2 separate regions of the Homo sapiens genome follow, and region 2 is linked to region 1. A link is a contact called in ENCODE Hi-C or POLR2A ChIA-PET data. All regions are on one chromosome and are shown on one strand. Each heading gives the region's core, a stretch centred on a gene start or an enhancer-like site at or near the end of the contact. The rest is flanking DNA. Distances are from core to core; before and after follow the strand shown. Region 1 has its middle 27 kb from the start of ELFN2. Region 2 overlaps RAC2 (Rac family small GTPase 2).

Region 1 (5,625 bases), core at 743-3,242:
GGGGCACTCATGCATCACCACTGGCTTCTCACCTGGCCCAGGGCAAGGCAGGCCTGGCTGGAAGGTTAAGATGACTGGGGTGCCACTGAGGGGACCAGGCTAGGCTTGGGAGGGGCCCTATGGGATAAAAGGGCACGAAAGTGGGCCCCTTGCACTCAGATTCTAAGAAAATCCTCCCCAGCCAGGGGGAAGAAAAGCACACAGCACGTCTCCTTACCAGATTTAACAAACATGACCATCTGGGGGACAGCAGCCATCAGTTAAATAATCCTGCCATTTGGTGAGGGGCAAGGTTGCCTCTCAGGCACATGCTGGTTCTTTGTAGGGAGAGGAGTGGGACAGAGAGCAGACCTTCAGGCCAATGGGGCTCTCCTGGGGACTGGCCCTCATATCCCCACCTCCAGCCCAGCCAGGAGAAGACCAGTCTGGGTGGCCCGGGCCTTCTGCAACTGTCCTTTACCAGTCCCTTGGGCCTCATGTTCCCCTCCTGCAATCATTCCCACCCTACCTGCTTTTCCTGGGAGCATGAAGGTGGAAGTGTGTTGCCAACAGAGGAAAGCCATCTAAACAAAAACAAGGGAATCTAAAATGGAGCTCGCCTGCCCCCATCCTGCCACCCCCTTCCTACTTCGGAATTTGTGTGCATTTGTAATCTGTGAGTCTGTCTCATTGTGCATTGCTGGAGCTGACGATTAGGTGCAGTGGTGGCTCTCGCCTTGCCCTCTGATGACTTTTCCCTAATTGGTTTAATCTGTATTTTCACGCACTCACTGGAAAATGAGAAGAGCCGCCAGCTTCTCCGAGGAGCTGGGATGAGGCGTGAACCCTACGAGAAGGGTCGCGGGGGTTTGCGGCTCCTGCCATGGGGGCTGGGGAGGTCACAGGAAAATGGCAGACTGTCCTTGTTCTTGGGTACTCACAGTCCCCGGGCGAGGAGGGGCACGAATGGAGGAGGTACAGAAGGCGAAAACGTACTGGGGGCCTGCGTACCTGGGAAAGGAGAGGTGGGGAGAGGAAACCCTGACTGGGGTTGGCTCCCCCCGGGCAGAATGTCTGTCCGTTCAGGGGCAGGAACGGGGGCACCCAGGCAGAGAGATCCCAGGGGCAGAGTGTGAGTATCTCAGTGCCAGCTACTTGTGTTTCTGTGGCTTTCTCTGGGATAGGACAATTCTGTGGACCTCTCTCTGGATTTGTCATGACTTTGGGAAGACAGCTCGGTGGGTGTCTGAGTCTAGTGTGTTGTCTGTGTGTATGAGTGCATGAGTGAGTGTGTATGTGTGTGAGTTGGGTGTGACCACTGGTGGCTGCTAACTCTCTATTGCATTCGGCTTCCAGCCCTGCAGGGTTTCCTTGTTGAACCTCTGGGGATCCTGCCTTGGGACAGAGGTGGCTAATGCAGCAGGGGGCGGGGGTGGGGCTAGCCTAGATAGAGGCTTAAGCCCCTACTGCTGGGGTAAAGCGATTACCAGCGTGTGTGTGTGTGTGTGTGTGTGCGCGCGCGCGCACGCGTATGTGTGTGTGCGCCTTTAGTGGCTGCAGAATCCTCAACCACCCTGAGAGGGTCCAAATACTTGCCCCTGGCCTTCCCTCCCTTTCCTTGCCATGATTCGCAGCCCCCCAGCTGACCTCGATATGTTCATTTACTCTAAGACGCTGTGCTCTGAAATTGCTTCTCCTCCTCGGAGTTCTCTGGCTCTGATAGTGAAATTTCCACTAGTGTCAGAGGGGAGACAGTTTGGGATGTGGGGAGCTTCTTGATGCTGCCTTAGAGACATGTACAAATTGGGACCCTTGACCTTGCGTTTGACAAGTGAATCACTTATAATCACCACTTATTTTTACTTGCATCAACCTCACCAAGACGAAGAGCTTTGGGTTGCTCCTTCTGGCGCCAGGAGCCCCTACGCAGGGTTAATGATGATAAGAGAAGTGAGTGTGACTCAGCAGATGGAATGTTCCAATGCTGGTGAGTAAATTCAGTTTCCTATAACAAACAGACAATAAGGAAATTAGGTTCTCACCGTGAACCTGAGAATGGTGCTGATCCTTAATAGCCCCTCCTGTGTAGCAGGCACCGCTGTAAGCTCTTCCCAGATCAGCCGCCCTCTGTTGCCCATTTCACAGATGAAGAAACTAAGGCACAAAGAAGTGAAGTAATTTGCCCTGAGATTAACCAGTTCACGGAGCAGGGATGTGAGCCCAGGCAGTCTAGGGTCCTTGCCAAGTACCCAGCCACTGTGCCCTGCATTGCAGGGCAGCCCCGCACGTGGTCACAGTGTGGAATTCATGGTGTTTCCTGCAGCAGAGCCGCAAACCTTAGTCTTACCGGAGAGCTTCTTGCCAGCGACTTGATTTCACATGGCAAAGAAAGAGTAGGACAGGTTTAAAAGAGGCTTTTACTATACCCAACTGGTATTCACTTCGTGTGTCTGTTCTCTGTGGTTTGTAAATATTCTCCGGCTTCCCCTTGATCTCTACAGCAGGGCACGCTGTCCATGACAGCACTTTGCTTTCTCAACAGCGCTCGTGTCACCAGCTCGAGCCGCAGCCATCTGCATGGAGCACTGTTGACATTGCAGCCGTGGGGCCCACTCCAGGTCTGGCAGAGGCTGACTCACAGCGTCAGGGGGCTGGGAATGGAATGCTGGTCTTTTGGGCATCACGGACATCACAGAGGGAGGAAGGGAGGCTGGGGGTGCATCTGTAAAACGGGGGTGCAAGGGGCAGGGGTTGTACAGTGGTATCTACCTCACGGGGTTTGGGTATCAGTCAGGGCTTATTTCCCTTTGCTGAGAACAGAGGCTGGAAATATTGATAATAGTGGTTTAAACCATATCCAGACTTCTCACTCTCTCACCTAACACGTCGGGGGTAGGCGTCCTGGGTTGGTGGGGGCCCCAATGGTGTCTTCAGGGACCCAGGCTCCTCTCTTTCAGTCCCACCCGCCTTAGCAGCCAGCTTCCATCCTCAAGGTCACCTCATGATCCAAGATGGCTGCTGGGCCTCCATCATCACGTCTAACTTTCAGCAGGGACTGGGCACACACTGGCCCCAATGTTCCCTTCTGTCCCACCTGACAGCTTACACTTGGCCCTCAGTGGCCACTCCTAGCTGCAAGGGAGGCTGAGAAACGGAACCTTTTGGCCAGGCACATTGCCATCCAAGTGTTTGTTGCTAAGGCAGGTGGGAGACAGGATATGGTAGGGGCCCCCCACAGTCTCTGCCACAGCACGCAGTAGACTCCTGTGCACCGCAAGGTACAACCTGTCTATTTTTCCAAGTGCTGTGACTGTTTCAGCTCAAACAGCCAGATAGGTGAGGGGGAAGGAGTCCCACAGGCGAGCACTGGAAACCCACCCCTTCAGCTGATTGCAAGTTCGGGGTTTTATTTCTCCTTTAGTATCCTGTGGCAGTTCCAGCCTTGGGGAGGGAGGTTCTGCTTTCCTGGGGAGGCAGGTTCTCCAAGACTGCTGGACAGTCATGGAGGGGTCTAAGGAGAGAAGGAGAAGGCTGCCAGGCATGGGGCTCTGTGCCTTGCAGGTATGTTCCGAGAGGAGCTGTGGCGATAGCAGTGGCAGTACAGTCATCTGGCACTGCAGGCATCGCTCTGAGTTGGCAGGTCTGGGTGGTCCACCTGGGAGGTCAGGATAGAGGGACCCTGGGGTCTTGCAGATGCGGTGACCCGCAGGTGGCAGGCCGCCTGGAATGGCTTCCTGAGATTCTGCGGCAGGGCCAGTGACCAAGCCCATGCTCCTGGCTCCTCACCCTTTCTGCTGGGCCCTGGGAGAGTGCCATGAGGGTTGTGACAATGAGAGGGAACATTTAATCATGAAGGGACATTCGCCTCCATTTTCCCATTGGTCCTCTCCACATTGGGTAGGGTGGGCAGAAATTTTCATCCCCGTTTTACAGATGGGGAGACTGTGGAGATGCAGAGGCTGAGGGAGGCTAAAGAATGAGGTGGAAGTCACACGCGGCAGAGCTGGGCTGGGTCCCTGCGTCCTTTATTCCTGAGGGGGTGGGGGATGGCCTGAGTGCATTTCCTAATGTTGTGCCTTTTCTTTTTTACTTTAACTTAAAAAAAAAAACAACAACTGAGGTATAGTGTACATACAGAAAAGCAAAGAAAATGCATGGGTTTTAAGTGTTTAGTTCGATGATATACATACATTTATCAAACATGCCCAGCATTCCAAAAAGGTCCCTTTTGGCTGGGCATGGTGGCTCATGCCTGTAATCTCAGCACTTTGGGAGGATGAGGCAGGTGGATCAACTGAGGTCAGGAGTTCAAGACCAGCCTGGCCAACACAGTGAAACCCCACCTCTACTAAAAATACAAAAAATTAGCTGGGCGTCTGTAATCCCAGCTACTTGGGAGGCTGAAGCAGGAGAATCACTTGAACCGGGGAGGCGGAGCTTGCAGTGAGCTGAGACTGCACCATTGCACTCCAGCCTGGGCGACAGAGCCAGACTCCATCTCAAAAAAAAAACCAAAAACCAAAAAACAAAAACAAAACCCCAAAAAGTTTCCTTTTGTGTCCCTTCCCAGTCACTGACCTCCCATTCCACAAAGGTAACCACTTTTCTAATCCCTATCACTAGAAATTGGTTTTTCCTGTTCTTACACCTCAAATAAATAGATTCATAAAGTGCGTTCTCTTGCTTCTTGGACTTAGCATAAGCCTTGTGAGATTCATCCGGGTTGTGGTTTGTATGTCAGGAATTGATCCTTTTTTTTTTTTTTTTGAAACGGAGTCTTGCTCTGTCACCCAGGCTGGAGTGCAGTGGCATGATCTCAGCTCGCTGCAAACTCCGCCTCCCGCGTTCATGCTATTCTCCTGCCTCAGCCTCCTGAGTAGCTGGGACTACAGGTGCCTGCCACCACACCTGGCTAATTTTTTGTATTTTTAGTAGAGATGGGGTTTCACCGTGTTAGCCAGGCTGGTCTCAATCTCCTGACATTGTGATCCACCTGCCTTGGCCTCCCAAAGTGCTGGGATTACAGGCGTGAGCCACAGCGCCGGGCCTGGAATTGATCCTTTTTTTTTTTTTTTTTTTTTTTTTTTTATCACTGACTGGAACTCCACTGTGGGGATAGACCAGAATTTGTTTATTCATTCACCTGTTGATGGACATTTGGGTTGTTTTCTGTTTGGGACTAAAATTAGTCAGTGAGAATTTGCATTCATTGTGTACACATATGCTTTCATTTCTTCTTTTTCTTCTTCTTTTTTTGAGGCAGGGTCTCACTCTGTTGCCTAGGCTGGAGTGCAGTGACAAGTGGCACAATCTTGGCTCACTGCAGCCTCGACCTCCTGGGCTCAAACGATCCTCCCACCTCAGCCTCCTGAGTAGCTGGAACTACAGGCGCATACCACCACACCCAGCTAATTTCTTTTTACGTTTCTTTTGTGGAGATGGGATCTTACTCTGTTGACTAGGCTGATTTCAAACACCTGGCCTCAAGTGATCCTTGTGCCTTGGCCTCCCAAAGTGCTGGGATTACAGGTGTGAGCCGCAGTGTCTGGCCTGCTTTCATTTATCTTGTGTAAATACCTAGGAGTGGAATGGTTAGGTTATAGAATAGGTGTTTATTTAGTTTTTTTCAGCGTCTTAGTCCCTTCC
Region 2 (5,212 bases), core at 667-3,166, 220 kb after region 1:
AAACCCTACCTCTCCCCTTAAGGCCCAGCTCAGGGAGTCTGCCTGCCTTGCATGTCCCAGGCAGAGAAGGGCTTCCTCTTGCACTCCCTCAGCCCTGCATTGGTTCCCGGTCCTCAATGTGCCCATCTTCCCACCCCATTGCCTCCTGGGCTCTGGCACCCCCTGTTTCCAGTGGTGGGGCAGGTGGATTCTGCACAGGGCCCCAGGAGGCAGCCCAGCATGGTGAGCCCTGGGAGTGCTGGGGGAGGGGAGAGGTGGAGGATGCCTGCAGGTGGCTGCTGGGTCCTCGCCCTTCCTCCAGGGTATGCAGGGAGGCGGCTAAGGCCGGTAATCAGATGGTGGATAGTATATGGATTGGAGTATGGACTCTAGAATCCCAGATCCTCCCCTCACCAGAGTGCACGTTGGCAAACTCTTTAACCTCTGGAAGCCTCACTTTCCCTGTCTGAGGAATGGGGCTACCAGCAGTGCTTGCTGCAGAGTGACATGTGAGGATAACCACTTCGCAGAGGCCCTGGCCTTTAGTGAGCGTCCTAACAAACAGCAGCCTCGTGGTAGAGGCGAGAAGGGTATCTCTGCTCTGCCCAGATCCTAAGTCCCCAGCATTCCCTGGGGTGTTCCACCCTCAGGGAGCCCCAAGCTCCACCTCTCGGTGGCTGCCATGGTGGGACACCTCTGGGCCCTCCTCACTAGCAACCTCGCTTGCTCTGTCCCCAGGACGTCTTCCTCATCTGCTTCTCCCTCGTCAGCCCAGCCTCTTATGAGAACGTCCGCGCCAAGGTGAGCTGGACAGGGTGGGCCTTGGGGGCTCTGGGGCAGGTAACCCTGAGGGACAGAGGGAGGAACTGGTGACTCTAGGCTGGTCCCTGGGGCAGCAGAGGTCGCATACAGAGAGGGTCCCCAGTGCCAACCAGGGCTGGCAGAGGGACTTGAGGGGGTAAGATTCAGAGGACCTGGGGTGGGGGGTGCTGCGATAGTTAGCTATACCCCCACTTTCCATGGCTGCATTCTCCTCCTCCCCACACAACCTCATGTCCGCCTCCGATTGTCACATAACCTCATGTTTGCTTCTTATGTCTGCACAAAACCTCGCCTCCTCCTTTCCTACAATCATGCGCCCCCTCCTTCCTGCACAACGTCGTGGCCTCCCCTCCCTGTGCCACCTCACGTCTCTCTCTCCTCACCGTCGTGCCCACCTCTGATCTTCTGGCAACTTGCTGCCTCTCCTCTCCCTACACCCTCACACTCCCTCTGATCCCCGCACAGCCTCGCGCCCCCTCTTGACCCATACAACCTTGTGTCCCCCCACCCACCTGCCCAGTGGTTCCCAGAAGTGCGGCACCACTGCCCCAGCACACCCATCATCCTGGTGGGCACCAAGCTGGACCTGCGGGACGACAAGGACACCATCGAGAAACTGAAGGAGAAGAAGCTGGCTCCCATCACCTACCCGCAGGGCCTGGCACTGGCCAAGGAGATTGGTATGGGCCTCGGGCTCAGAGGGGCGATCTGGCTGCAGGGGAGGCCCTGACTTGGCCTCGTGGTGTGATTGTAAACACGGGCTGCAGGGCCAGGCTGTGCAGTTTGAACTCAGCTGTGCTGTGCACTTGCTGTGTGACCTTGGGCGAGTCACGTAGCCTCTCTCTGCCTGTGTTTCCTTATCAGAAAAGCATGGGATAGTGATAGCTCCTGCCTCCTGGGGTGGTTGGGGGAATTCAGTAACTTATTCCAGGTGGAGCTGCCAGGGCAGCACCTGTGTGTGAGAAGCACTCTGTGTTAGTAGTAGTCGTCCTAGTAGTATGAGTAGTATCTATTAATAGATACTGAAAATAAGGAGGTGTGCTTTGAGCAGACAGAAGCAGAGATTGAGTGGGGGTGCTGTGGTTGCTTGGAGGACAAGTGGCAAGTCAAACTTGGGTGTTCTGGGAAGGCTTCCTGGAGGAGGTGGCGCTGCATTAGATCTAAAGGGTGACACATTTCCTTCCACCACCTTCTCTCCTCCCTTTCCCCACTCCCTTTGGTTTCTCAGCTCGACCCCTCTTTGCCTCCAAATCACTGGGCTGGAGAAATATAGTAACTTCTCAAGGTCACCCAGCTAGTAGGTGGCCCAGCCAGATTTGAAGGAAGGACAGCAAATTATTGGCTCACTGCTGGGGGGTGCTTCTTTGTAGTGGCTCAGGGCTGCCTGCATCAGGGAGGCGATGACCATGGGTCTGGCTTCATGCATGGTACCCAGGCCTGCTGGCTGTTCCTGTCCCTGTCCCTGGTAGGTCCCAATGTGTCTGTAGCTCAGGGATCCTTGCCCAAAAGCCCAAAACCACCAGCTGGGTTTGGTCATATGAGCTGTGCCCTCTGCCTCACCACAGGACTCTGCAGGCCCAGGGTTTGGCCCCCAAATTGAATCCACTAGACCTCCTCCCGCCCCACCGCCCCAGCCCCGCCCCACCTCCCCCTGCCGGAACTGGGAGGGCCCTGGGGACTCACATCTCTTCACAGGAAGAGAAACCGCAGCCACCACCTCCCTCCTTCTGTGACTAGCGTGGTGACACAGCCATCTTCCCCGGGGGCCTCAGACTATGGCTCACACCCTGGCTCCCTTCCCCTGTCCTAGGGCCACAGCTCCCCAGCCTGCAAGTCTTTCCTTTTAAATATCAAGGATTCATCCCTGCCTTCTCTTTCTGACCAACCAGCACCCCTCCAACCCCTGCCCCTGGACTCCTTCTATTCAGGGTGCAGCTCTCCAGCCTGTGGCCTGGCTGTCACTGACCTCTCCCTTGTAAAGCACATGCTTTGGGATCATGTGGAGGGTGCTGGAGGCCTGGATTCTGGTCCTGGCTCTGATACTGATTGGCTGTGTGACCTTGGGTTAGTGGCTGCCCCTCTCTGGGCCTCAGTCTCCCTCTCCACATAAGCTGACCTGGACAATCCCCAAAGGCCCTCTCTCCTCCATAAGGTGGTGACTCAGAGTTCTTGCCTTGGCCTCTAGCCAGTCTTTCCTGGCTGACCCTGCATGGAGCTGGGGCAGGGGCAGTGATTTTAACTGTGCCTCAGACCAGCTTAGGCCTAGGGGGAGTCCTGGGGGGACTGGCAGGGATAGTGAGGGAAGCAGCAACTGCCTCTGCCCACCTGGACTCCCCAGCCCTGGGATGACAAGTTTTGGGGGCAGCCCTGAGCCCAGCTGATAATCACAGCTGATGTGGACTGAGCACTTCCTGGGAGCCACTTCATTCTCACAGCAGCTATGACGAAGAGCTCTTGTCACCTTCACTTTACAGAGAGGAAACAGGCTCGGGGGGACATGTTGCTGGCTTAAGGCCACCCAGCCAGGATTCTGACAGGGGTGGACTGGCTCCCTAAGCCACAAAGCTGAGGGCCATCTGTCCTCCCTGCACCTCCACTGCCCCCACCGCCCCCTCACCCTCCTTGCCCTCTCTGTAGCTCCCCTGCCCCCTGCCTCAGCTTGATGAGCCATCGCATGGCAATGAGTCCTAGACAGATGGGAGACTGAGGCCCGGAGAGGGGGAACTGACTAAAGTCCTAGAGCAGTGAGAGGCCGAGCCAAAGTGAGCCCTGGCCCCCCAGCTCAGGACCCTTGTCCTGGGTGAGTGGGTGGCTGGGTGCCAGGGAAAAGGCAGTTGGTGGATGTGGGGGAAGTGGACGCAGATGTGGTCCCTTATAAGGAGACAGTGGCCAAGTGCCCAGTGACACCTCCTCAACACAGGGGGCTGTGGTGACCAGACTCCGGGCTGAGCTCAGGGCACCCTGCTCTTGCCAGCCAAGCCCCATGACAACCACTGCCCATGATCCCTGGTGGGCGTATATGCCTCCAGGTAGAGGGGAGACGCCCAGCATGTGACTCAGAGCGAGTGACATCCTCTCTGAGCCTCAGGCTCCTCGTCCCTGCCCCACCCTTCCTTTCTCCCCAGCACCTGGCCTCAGTGGGCTCCCCTGTTCCAGGGGCTGCCCCTCCTGCCATCCCGACTTCTCCCCCCAGCTCTGTGCCTTCGGGCCTTGGCTTCCCCACTCTGGGCCTGTTTCCTGGTCTGTGAAATGGGAACTCACCCCGGTGTTGTTGGAAGCACCCAGCTCAGTGCCTGGCACAGGGTAGGTGGTGACCAGCGTCCATCCCCTTCCATCCTGCCACAGAGAAGCAAGCGGGCTTTGGCGGAGGGCCCAGAGTTCCCCTCCCCTCCCTTCTCCTTCCTCTTGGTTCTGACATCGGCCCCCAGGCCTGCATAGCATCTCGGCAGAAGGGGTTTTGTGGTTTTTCACTTCAGGGAAACTGTGCAGCTTGAAATGGACATGGGAAGTCACACGGACTCTTTGCAGAATGTCATGGAACGCCGTCCCTGGGGGTGGGAACTAGGCCTGCCTTTCTCCTCATCTGTGCCCCGGGCTCTAGCCCTGAGGGGTCTTCATGTGGGAGAAGGCTGGGCCTCCCATGGCAGGACAGAGGAGCTCTCCAATGCCACTCCTCCCAGAAGGCCCCCAGCTGGGCCCAGGTTGAGGGAATACATCCAGCGTGTGAGTTTGGATGAGTCGCATACTCTCCAGGAGCCTCAGTTTCCTTGTCTGTAAGACAGGGACGGTGCTAAGGAAGGGGCTGATGATGTTGGGAAGTTCCTGGGGAGGGGGCCCTGAGGGCTTCAGGCCTCCTGGGGATTATTTGCAACCCTGGGAGAATCCTGGAGGGATGGGCAAGACAATTTTCTAGAAGGTGAGGCTCCCAGAGATTTGGTCACTGATGCTTGAGCCCTTTCCTTCACAGAAAAGCATCAAAATTCCCGCCCTCCTTCCACGGACTAAGGGCTATGTGTCCAAGAAAGACACAGACCTGCCCTGGAGGCCTTAGTCTCTCACTGAGTTCACGCTCGCTATTACAGACATGAGGAAACTGAGGCACGGTGACGTTAAACTCCTTGCTCCTGGTGACACAGCCTCCAGGTGACCCCACTGGGACTGGATGGCGGCCCCCAGAGCCTGGTGTTCAGTTGTATGGCTTGGGAGGGGGTGTACGGCATGGAGGGGTGTATGGCGTGGGAGGGGGTGTATGGGGTGGGAGGGGTTGTATGGCATAGGAGGGGTGTATGGCGTGGGAGGGGTGTATGGTGTGGGAGGCGTGGGAGGGGTATATGGCGTGGGAGGCATGGGAAGGGGTGTATGGCGTGGGAGGGGGTGTATGGCGTGGGAGGGGTGTATGGCATGGGAGGCG

What was found. Hi-C counts contacts between places; a loop is a spot of excess contacts on that map. ChIA-PET counts read pairs that join two places held with the same protein, here RNA polymerase II (POLR2A). Pooled maps may share reads with other maps.
Region 2: a pooled map shows a loop between it and region 1 (4-fold over the local background). The contact joins two enhancer-like sites. A Hi-C loop is called at or near these places in 7 of 50 pooled maps. POLR2A ChIA-PET finds 5 or more read pairs at or near these places in 4 of 52 experiments (AG04450, GM12878, activated CD4-positive, alpha-beta T cell and 1 more).

Annotation. Positions count from the first base shown.
Region 1 is chr22:37,451,883-37,457,507 of GRCh38, reverse strand. No RefSeq gene overlaps it. Among named protein-coding and RNA genes, the nearest start is that of ELFN2, 27 kb to the right of the region's middle. Within about 2 kb of position 1,992, at least 8 of the 41 ENCODE cell types and tissues checked have a DNase peak (open chromatin) inside an H3K27ac peak, as active enhancers do.
Region 2 is chr22:37,227,500-37,232,711 of GRCh38, reverse strand. RAC2 (Rac family small GTPase 2) reads left to right here. Exons shown (of 7, transcript NM_002872.5): 4 at 718-780; 5 at 1,322-1,481. Among named protein-coding and RNA genes, the nearest start is that of RAC2, 14 kb to the left of the region's middle. RefSeq lists enhancers at 1,449-1,588, 2,119-2,178. Within about 2 kb of position 1,916, at least 21 of the 41 ENCODE cell types and tissues checked have a DNase peak (open chromatin) inside an H3K27ac peak, as active enhancers do.